Regions from separate parts of the Homo sapiens genome. Here regions 1 and 3 are each linked to region 2. Evidence: chromatin contacts called from ENCODE Hi-C or POLR2A ChIA-PET data. All regions are on one chromosome and are shown on one strand. The core of a region is the stretch at or near the end of the contact, and the rest is flanking DNA. Distances in the headings are between cores, read along the strand shown. Region 1 holds the start of UBE2J1 (ubiquitin conjugating enzyme E2 J1). Region 2 holds the start of ZNF292 (zinc finger protein 292). Region 3 overlaps CASP8AP2 (caspase 8 associated protein 2).

Region 1 (3,846 bases), core at 652-3,151, 2.2 Mb before region 2:
CAGGCATGAGCCACCACACCTGCCAGCCACTTCTCTTTTCTCTGTAAATGTCTCTGCTGAGAGAAATTTTGGAATTGGCTTTGATCTTGGAGCATGATTGTAATTAAGCTTTGATATGTGCCCATAATTAAATTGTTATGGGCACATGTCCACAATAAATTGTTGTTATTGTTGTTAACCAAGGAAGGAGAGATTGTTATTCCTACTGAACCAGTCCTATGGGAGAAGAGCCCCAGGGAGCAGTGGAGGTGGTGGTGGCTAAAGGAGAGCCCCAGAGGACAACTGCACCCAGAGATTGATGGACCTTGGAGGCTGAATAGCAAAAGGCTTCTAGTACTCAGCTATCAAATAGGAACGCATTATATACAGCACCTGCTTTGCAGGCCTTGCTGTGGTAGGGCCTACTGCACAAATTAGGGGCTTTTGTAGAGCTGTGGCAGGAGAGGGTGTCAAGTGTCAGTTAATCTGAAGATTCAACACAATGAATGAATGAAGCAGCATTGGAGTTTGGTTTTGTTTGCATATCTCAGTCAGTCAGATTATCAGTTTACTATACAGAAAACAACATCAGGGAATGATTTAAAATATACCATCTAATTTTAGATATCCTTCACTTTTTTACTCCCAATTTCATCAAGAAACTCACAGATTTAGATTAACTTTAACAATAGAAAACAAATCAAATTTAAGAGTTTATGTCTTTATATAACAGAATAAAACTTGCCCAACCTGATTAACCCTTTCTATCCTCCCCACCTTCCCAATCCCTCCCTCCTTTCCTTTAGTAAGGTCCCTACTCCTTAAGTCTTTTGAACTCAGTCCTCTCTCGATCCCACACATTGGACAATGAAGCAGTAAGTGTGTCCTTTGAAGTTTAACCTTTCATATTTGTATGCTTTCCCTCACATTAAATGTAATTCCTTTTTTTGACAGCTTTTACATCTAAACAAACCAAAAAAAACAAAACTCCTGCAATGCCTAAAACATGTCGTGCACCTAACACACTACCCGAGAAAAAAATTGTTATGAATATCCAACTCTGGCCAGAGCCGTGGCTCACGCCTGTAACCCCAGCACTTTGGAAGGCCGAGGCGGGCGGATCGCTTGAGTCCAGGAGTTCGAGACGAGCCTGGCCAACACGGTGAAACCGTGTCTCTAACAAAAATACAAAAAATTAACCGGGCATGGTGGCACACACCTGTGGTCCCAGCCACGCTGGAGGCTGAGGTGGGAGGATCGCTTGGGCCCGGGAGGTAGAGGCTGCAGTGAGCCAAGATCGCGCCACTGCATCCCAGCCTGGGCGACAGAGCGGTGACACCGTCACACACACACACAAAATAAAAAATAAAAAAAATCCTATTCCATTTCCTTGTCACTGGCTTTCCCCCTCCTCACTTAACCCCCGCCCCTCGCAACAGCAACTGAATCTAAAAACAAAGCCTTTCCCAGACCCTGCGGGACCGCGCGCGGGCAGCCGGCTGCGGACAGCTTTGCAGCCGGAGCCCGGCGCCCCCTCCGAGCTCTCGAGGGCCCGGGGGTCCCGGACCTCGCCTACAGCGGGCAGGGCCGGGACGAGAGGACGAGGACGCCGCTCGCTCCTGCACCTCCCCAAGCCGGCTTCGCCGGGCGGGCGGCGGCTGGGTAGTGACCGACCGCCACGAAGCTACTGCCACGTCAGGGCAACTTCACAAATCCCGGACGAGGGCGGGTGACGCAAGCCGGGCGGCCGCGGCAGGGCTGGGCCTGCGACTACCCGAGGAGGCTGACCTCCAGCCCGGGCGCCCGGTTCAGCGCCGCCCCGGCCGGCGCCGGTGCCTGCCAGGCACTCAGGGAGGCGGGGGCGCAGTGGAGGAGGCGGCGCCATCGCGAAGCGAGCGCCTCGCCCGCACTCAGCCTTGCCACCCCGCCCGCAGTCCAGGCTGGACTGGGCGGCATTTGCCGAGGCTCCTCGGCCAGGCCCCGTCCGCCCGAGCCGCGCTGAGACCCGGGCAGCGGCCGCGTGGAGAGGAGGTGGCAGCGGCCCGGGAGGCCGGAGCCAAGCCAGCGACCCACCATGGAGACCCGCTACAACCTGAAGAGTCCGGGTGAGCAGGGCTGGGGCCCCTGGGCGAGGAGGGCGGAGTGACCCTGGACCCCGGGGTGGTCGCCGCCTCGGTCCCCTCGCGTCTGGCGCCACTCGCGGCTCAGCTCCTGGTTTCGCGCTCTACGCGAGACCGCCGCCTGCCCGGGAAGTACAGGCCGCAGGGCGAGGTGGCCGGGTGGACGTCCGCTGCCAATCCCCCGGCCGGCCAGCGCGCCCCGCAGCACCCAGCCTCTCCCTTTTCTCATCTTCGCCTGGTCCCGTAGAGCTGGGTCAGAAACTCATCCCTGAGAACAGGTGTAAAGGTGATGTCGGTGGGCGATAGTCATCAACCCCCTCGCTGTACCTGGTCGCTATTCCCTCCCTGTCGCTGCCACCGGACTTCTATTTACTTCTATTTACTGCCGGCTGATTTACTCACATTTGAGGAGTTGGTCGTTTAAATATCCTATTTGCAGCACTTGGGCGAATACAATTACAGACATAAAGGAAATGTTCTGTAACTAAACCAGTTAACTATAGAGCTAAAGCAAAACAAAACAACAACAAAAAAACACCTCGTTGAGCCCTGTTCTTGAGAGCTAACCTTGATTTTTGCCAGACTGGCTAATATGAAATGTATCTGTATTCAGTCGTAGCGATTCCTTTCCTGCATTTAATGATCCTGCTTTATATTTACACAAGCAGTCCCAGCAATCCTAGCCTCTAATTACTTTCTGGTGCATTATAAAGATAAGCAACTAGCTTTCTCAGCTTAATAAAACAGGCTTGAAATGAATCATTGGATCCTCTAAATGGTATTTTTTCTATCTGTACCTTGATACATTTTGTCAGGGGGAAGAAACTCCACAGTTAACTCTGCATGATAAACTCTAGGATATTAGTGATGATTTCACCAACTTTTGCTGTTGCTTAAAATTTCCTTCCAAAAAAAGCTGTTTCTCAGTAGGAATTAGCAAGACTAGCATCCTTGTGGAAAGAGTTGACACTGTGAATCTTTGGGTTTTTTGTAAGGTTTCAGAATATGCAAAAACCCCAGAAAAGCCTGAGGATATTGATTGGAGGGAGCTTTGTTAGCCTGAGTGCTGTCAGGCTAAGAAATGTCCTTAGGTGACCAAGTGTGTAGAACTGGTCATAATATTTTAGGAGCCACTGACTCCTTAAAAAAATCTGATGAAGACCTGGCACGGTGGCACACGCTTGTAATCCCAGCACTTTGGGAGGCTTGAGCCCAGGAGGTGGAGAGCAGCCTGGCCAACATGGTGAAACCCCGTCTCTACTAAAAACACAAAAATCAGCCGGGCATGGTGGTGGCGCACTCCTGTAGTTCCAGCCACTCGGGAGGCTGAGGCAGGAGGATGGCTTGACCCGGGGAGGAGGTTGCAGTGAGCCGAGATCGCGCCACTGCACTCCAGTGTGGGCGACAGAGCGAGACTCCATCTCAAAAAAAAAAAAAAAAAAAAAAAAAAAAAAGAGAATCCCGGGGTGGGGAGGGAGGAAGAAAAGACCAAAGAGAAAGAGGGAAAGAAAAGCTTAATTTTTAAGCTAGATGGTAAAATGATTGAATTATTTACATTGTGGTATATTTAACTGGAGCTGTTTGGGTAAAAATGTATGGTGGCTCCCTGGTCACACGGTTCCTTAGGACAGCAGAGGTGCTTAGTGAAAGGTCCAGAGGATAATGCACATGTGAGTAGTAGTGCAGTTTAGAATGGAGAACTGGTGGAACCCAAGAGATTGTTGTCAGAAAACATCGCTCAATTTCG
Region 2 (3,937 bases), core at 1,267-3,766:
AACTGATATAGGAAATTACTTTCATTCTGATTTTTAAAATGCTGTTTCACTCATTAAAAAACTCAAGTCTGGCGGGACGCGGTGCTCACACCTGTAATCCCAGCACTTTGGGAAACAGAGGTGGGTGGATCACTTGAGGTCAGCAGTTCGAGACCAGCAGTTCGAGACCAGCCTGGCCGACATACAGTGAAACCCCAAACCTCATCTCTACTAAAAACACAAAAATTAGCTGGGCTTGGTGGCGCACGCCTGTAGTCCCAGTTACTTGGGAAGCTGAGGCAGGAAAATCGCTTGAACCCAGGAGATGGAGGCTGCAGTGAGCTGAGATCGCACCACTGCACTCCAGCCCGGGTGACAGAGCAAGACTCCATATCTCAAAAATAAATAAATAAATAAAAATCTTTAAGTGATAACTTTACAACGTCACACACTCACAAAAAAGCGGGGGGGAGTCCAGCTTGCATGAGATTCTATTTTCCCAGAATTATTAATCCTGCTTACAAATACTGCTGACAAAAAAAGAATTTACAGTAATTAGCCTTAAAACTATCAGTGGACACTATTAGGGGAAAATGTCTTTCAGCAAAGCTAGACTTTAATAGTTTTCACTGATTATTATATAAAAACTGATTCGACTTACAAATGAAATACTTCCTATTATGGGTATCTTAGAGAAATTTTTTTATCTCTAAAATAAATCTTTAAAGACCAATTAAGAATGAGTGGGTACTGCAAAGTAGAGAAACTGAGAAATTTCAACAATTTTTAAATATTAAAATTCAAAGGAATGAGACTTTAATTTTGCCACAGGTACTCACCAGACCTATTTACCTAAGTAGGGAGCTTTCACATTGCACATCCTCCTAGACGTCACCACTTGATCTCACAGTTTTTGTTTTTAAGATTATGAACAGCCATCAAATAATTTGTGACAATAAAGTGCATACAGCAACGGAGATTCTTTTGTATGTGATCACGTATCCCCGACATAATAAAGAAAATATTTCAATATTTGGAAGCTAAAAAATAAGTGAAAATGTAATCTACTCAGCTAAAATGGTCAACCATTGTTCTACGTTAAGATCAGTATTTTTCCAAAACGAATTCTCTGTAATGATACACTCACAAGTTAACTCTAAATATGACCTGTGTAAATTGTGTCTTCTTTTTCCTCCTCAAGACAATCAAATCAAAGTCTTCACCAGAGCCAGCAACACTACCTTGAAATTTTAAACCTAAGTGTAAGGCTCGTAATGAAGTGCAAATGTAGTCCCAAACTCTCCGATTTTCACCATGGATGAAATGATTTTCATCACTAGCAAACAGTGTTATTAACATTCCAAATTCTGGTTAGAATGCAGTCACTGGTGAGCAGTGCCCTTGGGCAAGCAAAGAAAAGATTTGAAACTACCCAAAGCACAGATCCACATGAACCTCAGTCTTCTCCCACTTCATCAGGAAGCCAAATAGGAAGGACTCCAAGAAACAGGGGTGAGGGGGTGATCGGGACAGAAAGGATAGTGGAAATCATACTCCTCGAAGGGCGAAAGCAAATGAGAAACGGACTCTGGAAAAACCGCCCCAAAAGGACACTCAACCTGAGACAGATGTACAGGCACAGCTCCTCTACACTAAGGAGATAAAGCTTTACCACAGAAGTGATGCACCAAGCAAGCAAGTATGGGCAGGAGGGGACAACCTCCGCCAAGCACCCCCTCCCGAACGTCTAGCTCAACTAGAAGGGGTCGGCGGGGACTGCTCCTCCGAACATCAACAAAGGCCCCTTCAGTCCTAAGGCGAAACTCGAACAACAAAGGCCCGGAGACAGCCAGGACAGGGCCGGGGCTGGGGGGCGGGACGGATGAAAGCAGGGGAAGGCAAAGGAATCAAACCAGTGGGGGCGGAGGCCCGTCGGAGTGGGAAGCAGAGGCGCAGAGGCGGGAGGCGCGGTAATCCCCAGTGCACAATAAAAGGAGGAGGAGGAAGAGAACCTGGCCTCCATTCTCCTACTCTCTCCAATCCGCACCGTGTACATTTCCTCAGCCGCGGGGACCGCGCAGTCCCGAGTTCAGGGAAGGAAAGGGGAGGGGGGATTTTCCGCCTTGACCGCAACTCCCTTCCCCCAGCCAGGAGCTGCAGACGACAACAACCGCCACAACTGCAGCCACACAAAGGCGCCTTCCTTCTACTCCCGCTCCCACCCAGGCGGAGGCGCCGATGATGCCAAGGAAGCGGCGACCACCTCTCGGCCGCCTAGCGCTCGCTCGCCCTCTTCCCCCTCTAGCTGGGGAAAGGGGGAGGGGACCACCGGGCGCCCTCACCTGGCACAGCTGCTGACAGTAGTCGGTGGCCGCTTCCACGGCCGGTACCCGGCTCTCCCGCAGCTGTAGCTCCAGCTCCTGGAGCCGCTCGCCCAGGCGCTGCAGCTCCGCGACGCAGCCGCCTTCGCCGCAACTCAACCTCTCCTGCTCGGCCTCTTCGTCCGCCATCTTCACACCCCGCTCCGTCGCGTACGCACCTGGGTCACGTGATAACACAATGCCACGTTCGGCGGGGTCACGTGCCGGGCGCGCTTGCACGGCGCCGAGCACGTACAAAGGGCCCGATGGGGAAGATATGGGGGTGGGGAGAGTGGCGCGAGAGAGCCCGAGGGAGGTGAAGGCAAGGGGAAAGGAGAAGGGCGGGGTTGGGGCGGTGCGGAAAACGGCGGTTTACTTACCCCGAGCGGGAAGTGGGCAGCAGCGGCCGAAAGGGGCGGGCTGGTGAAGGCCTGCTCTCGGTCACGTGGGCGCCGCGACGGGAAAAAGCCTAGGGAGGGGCGACCCTCTCCGGCGTCCCGATCCCGGCGTGGCTTTCCCCAGTCCACGAAGTCTTCTACGGACATATCCTCCTGTTCCCCAAGAGGATGGCACAGGGAGAGTTCTGAGTGGTCTCGGGCAATGGCTGCATTTGCTGTTGGCCTGTAAGCAGGCCAGAAGCAGAGGAAGAGAGAGAAGGTAAAACCCGCCCATGGACCGCAAGCGTGAGAGCCAAGGCAGGACTATGAACTGTCAAAATTGTCTCTGACTTCTCACCAGGCCGGAGAGGAGGGATCTAGTGCGTGAGGTACCAGATCTCGTCTCACTTGACTCTCCTCCTCTTCAGCACCAAGAACGCCTGTCCCCTGGAAACACATTCTCTAGGGGGTGGAGGCAACAAAGGAAAAGAACAATTGGGTCAGAGCAGAATGAGGTTCAATCCTCAGTCTGGAGAACGGAGCAAATTCATGAAAAGCATAGTTTAAAAGAAGTCAGAATATGAACAGACCAGATGACTTTTAAACCACGAAAACATTTCTAGAATAAGTGATAACTAACTACTCTGTTTCACCGTGATTTAGACTCTACTACACTCTACAGAAATCACCAACAATGACAACAGGCTATATATGAAAGCTATTGAAAAGAAAGTAGGTCAAGGAAAAAAAAAACACCAATAAGGACTCCATTAAAAATCATAACGGAGGAGAGGAAATTGATGCTAAAATAAAACAATATTGTCGAGAATTATTATAAATATCTACAGCATTTTTTTTTCCTAATGCTACAAATAGAGGTAGCATTCTGAACCACATTTTACTTACAAGCTGAAAAGAATTAATACTTGGCACTTGAACAAAAGAGTAGAAGAGGTGCTACAAAAATCCAAGAGCTTAACCCTAAAGTTCTTAATAAAACTAATATTTTTTTTACCGTTAGAGCATTAGACAAAAGACCTATCTCTCTTGCAACTGAATAGTCTACAGAAATTTAGAAACAATGATATTGATGAGGCACCCAGTCTTTTCATTTACTCTGAGTGAAGTATATTTTTTTAGTACAAGGATCTAAAATAAAAATACTTCCCATTGTGGGCAGCGTCCTCTTCAAAAGATTTCTAGTAATTAATGGAAAGTGTT
Region 3 (3,807 bases), core at 373-2,872, 2.7 Mb before region 2:
AAATCCCATCTCTACAAAAAATACAAAAATTAGCCAGGCGTGGTGACACACTCCTATAGTCCCAACCATACTTAGGAGGCTGAGGTGGGAGGATTGCTTAAGCACAACCAGGAAGCAGAGATTGCTGTGAGCAAAGATCAAGTCACTGCACTCCAGCCTGAGTGACAGAATGAGACCTTGTCTCAAAACAGACAAACAAACAAATGCTAACATTAATAAACACATTCCTGTAGGTACAAACTCACCAAGTCCAAAACAAGAGATCATCTTTCCATCCATATCTGCTCACCTCCTCATTTCTCTAATTTCTTGGAGTAGCACTAACATTCCCTAACAGACTACTGATTTACTGATGCTACCTCTGAAATATTTCTCCCATTTATTCCCATTCTTGCCATTTCGATTTGTTTCAGGACCCCACTATAGCTACCTAATTATTTCCCCACTCCAAATACATGCTACGCACAACTACTGGGTTAGTTCTACCGCAATCCTGCTCAAAAACTTTCCGTTACTTCCCAATTTCTATAAAGTACAAATTCCTTATCCTGACTGGGTGCAGTGGCTCATGCCTATAATCCCAGCACTTTGGGAGGCCAAGGCAGGTGGATTACGAGGTCAAGAGATCGAGACCATCGTGGCCAACATGGTGAAACCCTACCTCTATTAAAAATACAAAAAAATTAGCTGGGCATGGTGGTGCATGTCTGTAGTCCCAACTGCTGGAGGCTGAGGCAGGAGAATTGCTTGAACCCAGGAAGGGGAGGTTGCAGTGAGCCGAGGTTGTGCCACACAGCTAGACTCCATTAAAAAAAAAAAAAAACTTCCTTATCCTGACATAGACTGACACCTACCATTCTAGCTCCATTATTCACTATCTCAAGGTTTCCAAAATCCCAAGGTTCAATTAAATTAGGCTCACATTGGCGAACACTTCTTGACACGATCTCCCCACATCTGTTCCCCACCACATCTGTCTATAAGTTCACAATCAAGTATGGGTGTGAACACCTACAGAATAGAACATGGGAAGGCAAGATCAGAATGTGAGAATAAAGTTTAGGAAGTCACAGGCCCCGAGGCTGCAGTGAGCCAAGATCGTGCCACTGCACTCCAGCCTAGGTGACAGTGAGACTCTCTCAAAAAAAAAAAAATAAAGGTCAGGGGATGTATTATGTGATTAAGATACTTGGATTCCATCCAGAAGGGAATGGGGGAACCAGTGAAGGTTTTTAAAGTAGGGCAATATAATGATCAAATCTGCATCTTAGATGTTTAACTCTGGCAAGAGTCTGGAAAATATGAGTGGGAAGGGAGATAGAAAAGGCTACCAAAACAAAGCAGAAGACAACGAGGTGTCACTGTAAGTTCTTAGTAGTGGAAATAAAAATAAGAAACAGATCTTGGCTGGGCACGGTGGTTCATGCCTGTAATCCCAACATTCTGGGAGGCTGAGGCAGGAGGACTTCTTATGCCCAGGAGTTCAAGACCAGCCTGGGCAACACAGTGAGACTCCATATCTACAAAAAAAAGAAAAGTTAGCTGGGTGTGGTGGCACATGCTTCCGGAGGCTGCAGTGAGCTGTGATTGCACTGCTGCACTCCAGCCTGGGTCAAAGAGCGAGACTGTCTCAAAACCAAACCAAAAAACCCACAAAACACTAAAAACAGATCTGAGAGGTAGTCAACAAGATTTAATGGAAAGTGTATTCAAATGGACAGTCTTCCCCCATTTCAAATTGTTCTTCAAACCTCAGCATGAGTTGTCTTTTAAAAATGCAAACATGATCGTGTTCCCAACTCTGCTTAAACACTTCAGTGCTTAGGCTGGATGTGGTGGCTCACGCCTGTAATCCTAGCACTTTGGGAGGCTGAGGCAGGCGATCACCTGAGGTGGGTGATCATCTGAGGTCAGGAGATCACCTGAGGTCAGGAGTTCGAGACCAGCCTACGTCATCTCTACTAAAAATACGAAAATTAGCCAGCCGTGGTGGCGCATGCCTATAATTCCAGCTACCTGGAAGGCTGAGGCAGGAGAATTTCTGGAAGCTGGGAGGCGGAGGCTGCAGTTAGCCGAGATCACGCCACTGCACTCCAGTCTGGGGGACAGGAGACTTCGTCTCAAAAGAAAAAAAACAAAAAACAAAAAAAACCCCACCAAAAAGCCCTTCAGTGCTTCCTGCTGATTTCAGGATAAAAAACAAATTTTGAGGCCAGGCGCAGTGGCTCACGCCTGTAATCCCAGCACTTTGGAAAGCCGAGGTGGGCAGATCAACTTTGTTCAGGAGTTCGAGACCAGCCTGGCCAACACGGTGAAACGCCATCTCTACTAAAAATACAAAAATTGGCCAGACATGGTGGCACACACCTGTAATCCCAGCTACTTGGGAGGGTGAGGCAGGAGAATCACTTGAACCTGAAAGGAGGAGGTTGCAGTGAGCCGAGATCATGCCACTGAACTCCAGCCTGGGCAACAAAGAGAGACTCCATCTCAAAAAAAAAAGGAAATATGCACTTTTTTTTTTGAGACAGAGTCTCACTCTGTCACCCAGGCTGGAGGGCAGCGGCACAATCTCTGCTCACTGCAACCTCTGCCCTCCGAGTTCAAGCGATTCTCCTGCCTCAGCCTCCTCAGTAGCTGGGATTACAGGGGCCTGCTGCCGCGCCCAGCTAATTTTTTGTATTTTTAGTAGAGACAGGGTTTCACCATCTTGGCCAGGCTGGTCTTGAACTCCTGACCTTATGATCCACCCGCCTCGGCCTCCCAAAGTGCTGGGATCACAGGCGTGCACTACCGCACCCAGCCCTATATATACACTTTTAATGTGTAACTTTTGTATGCTGAATGGTACTTTTTTTTTTTTTTTGCTTTTGAGGGAATTAATAAGATATAATTAATTGTGTCTTAACTTTTGAAAGAAATTTTTAGATGGAGGCAACTGGGATGTTTGTGATAATAGATAAGAAAGACACCACTGACCTGTAGTTAAATTGGTTTGAATTGCAGATATTCATTATTGAATTTATTCCTGTTTTCTCATACTTTAGAAAAGACACCTGAACAATAAATGAATCCTGGATAGTGTACTGTCCTTCAAACAATGAAGTGATATTAATACTTGCCTGCAGGAGATGCATACTACAGGAGAGAACCCTTAGACTATGTCAGGCCACACTATGAACCTCCCCCCACCTGCCTTTTTTCTCCTTTATGTTTCTGTTACCGTACTAACATTGTGGATTAACGACACTGAAATTCTGCATAATGTGAACAGGATAAACTATTTATAAATCGAAAAAAAAAAAAACAACACAGGGCTTCTGCAGGGAATATTCTTTCCTCAATATTCTACTTTCACTTAGCTCTTCTTTGATATTTTGCTTAAGCCATTTTGAGTCTCCCCTGTCCACCCTCTCTTCCCACTAAGTCAGGCCCTCTGTTATATACTCTTACCCCATTGTGTCCTTTCCCTACATGACCTCTTCTTGAAGTTCATGATTCCATTTTTGTGGGATTCCTGGAGAAATGTCCATCTCACCCAATGGACCACCCAATGGTTCTCCATAAAGATTAGGACCATCCCTGTTCTGTTCCCCAGCTCTCACTGTATCCCCAGCTCTCAGCAGGCCTAGCAGAATGGCAAGTAATAAAAGAATATCTGTTGAATTAAAGAAATACCCAATTTGTTAAAGATGATTCTCATGTTTCTAGCTTTGGAGGACAGTCATGCTTTAACTGCAATGGACAACCAGTGAAGTCATGTTGAGTTATCTGTAGGACATCCAGATAAAGATGTCTAACAGCAGC

What was found. A loop is a pair of places that touch in the nucleus more often than their neighbours do. ChIA-PET counts read pairs that join two places held with the same protein, here RNA polymerase II (POLR2A). Pooled maps may share reads with other maps.
Region 1: a loop to region 2 is called in a map of CD8-positive, alpha-beta T cell, with 5 times the contacts of the local background. The contact joins the promoter of UBE2J1 here to the promoter of ZNF292 in region 2. A Hi-C loop is called at or near these places in 4 of 168 maps with a recorded cell type or tissue (CD4-positive, alpha-beta memory T cell, CD8-positive, alpha-beta T cell and naive thymus-derived CD4-positive, alpha-beta T cell), 3 of 37 single-sample maps with no recorded cell type and 17 of 50 pooled maps. POLR2A ChIA-PET finds 5 or more read pairs at or near these places in 1 of 52 experiments (HEK293).
Region 3: a loop to region 2 is called in a pooled map, with 10 times the contacts of the local background. The contact joins the enhancer-like site here to the promoter of ZNF292 in region 2. A Hi-C loop is called at or near these places in 3 of 168 maps with a recorded cell type or tissue (gastrocnemius medialis, naive thymus-derived CD4-positive, alpha-beta T cell and sigmoid colon) and 14 of 50 pooled maps.

Annotation. Positions count from the first base shown.
Region 1 is chr6:89,350,777-89,354,622 of GRCh38, reverse strand. It overlaps UBE2J1 (ubiquitin conjugating enzyme E2 J1), which reads left to right and starts at 1,901. Exons shown (of 8, transcript NM_016021.3): 1 at 1,901-2,084. The coding sequence starts at 2,054. RefSeq lists silencers at 1,440-1,539, 1,550-2,259, 2,290-2,349 and an enhancer at 1,646-2,595.
Region 2 is chr6:87,154,144-87,158,080 of GRCh38, reverse strand. ZNF292 (zinc finger protein 292) reads right to left here and starts at 2,516. Exons shown (of 8, transcript NM_015021.3): 1 at 2,322-2,516. The coding sequence starts at 2,489. It overlaps LOC124901355 (translation initiation factor IF-2-like), which reads left to right and starts at 2,834. Exons shown (of 2, transcript XM_047419630.1): 1 at 2,834-3,105. RefSeq lists enhancers at 1,090-1,697, 2,209-2,548, 2,819-2,978.
Region 3 is chr6:89,833,131-89,836,937 of GRCh38, reverse strand. The region is part of intron 1 of CASP8AP2 (caspase 8 associated protein 2); the gene reads right to left. Among named protein-coding and RNA genes, the nearest start is that of CASP8AP2, 5.2 kb to the right of the region's middle. Within about 2 kb of position 1,622, at least 6 of the 41 ENCODE cell types and tissues checked have a DNase peak (open chromatin) inside an H3K27ac peak, as active enhancers do.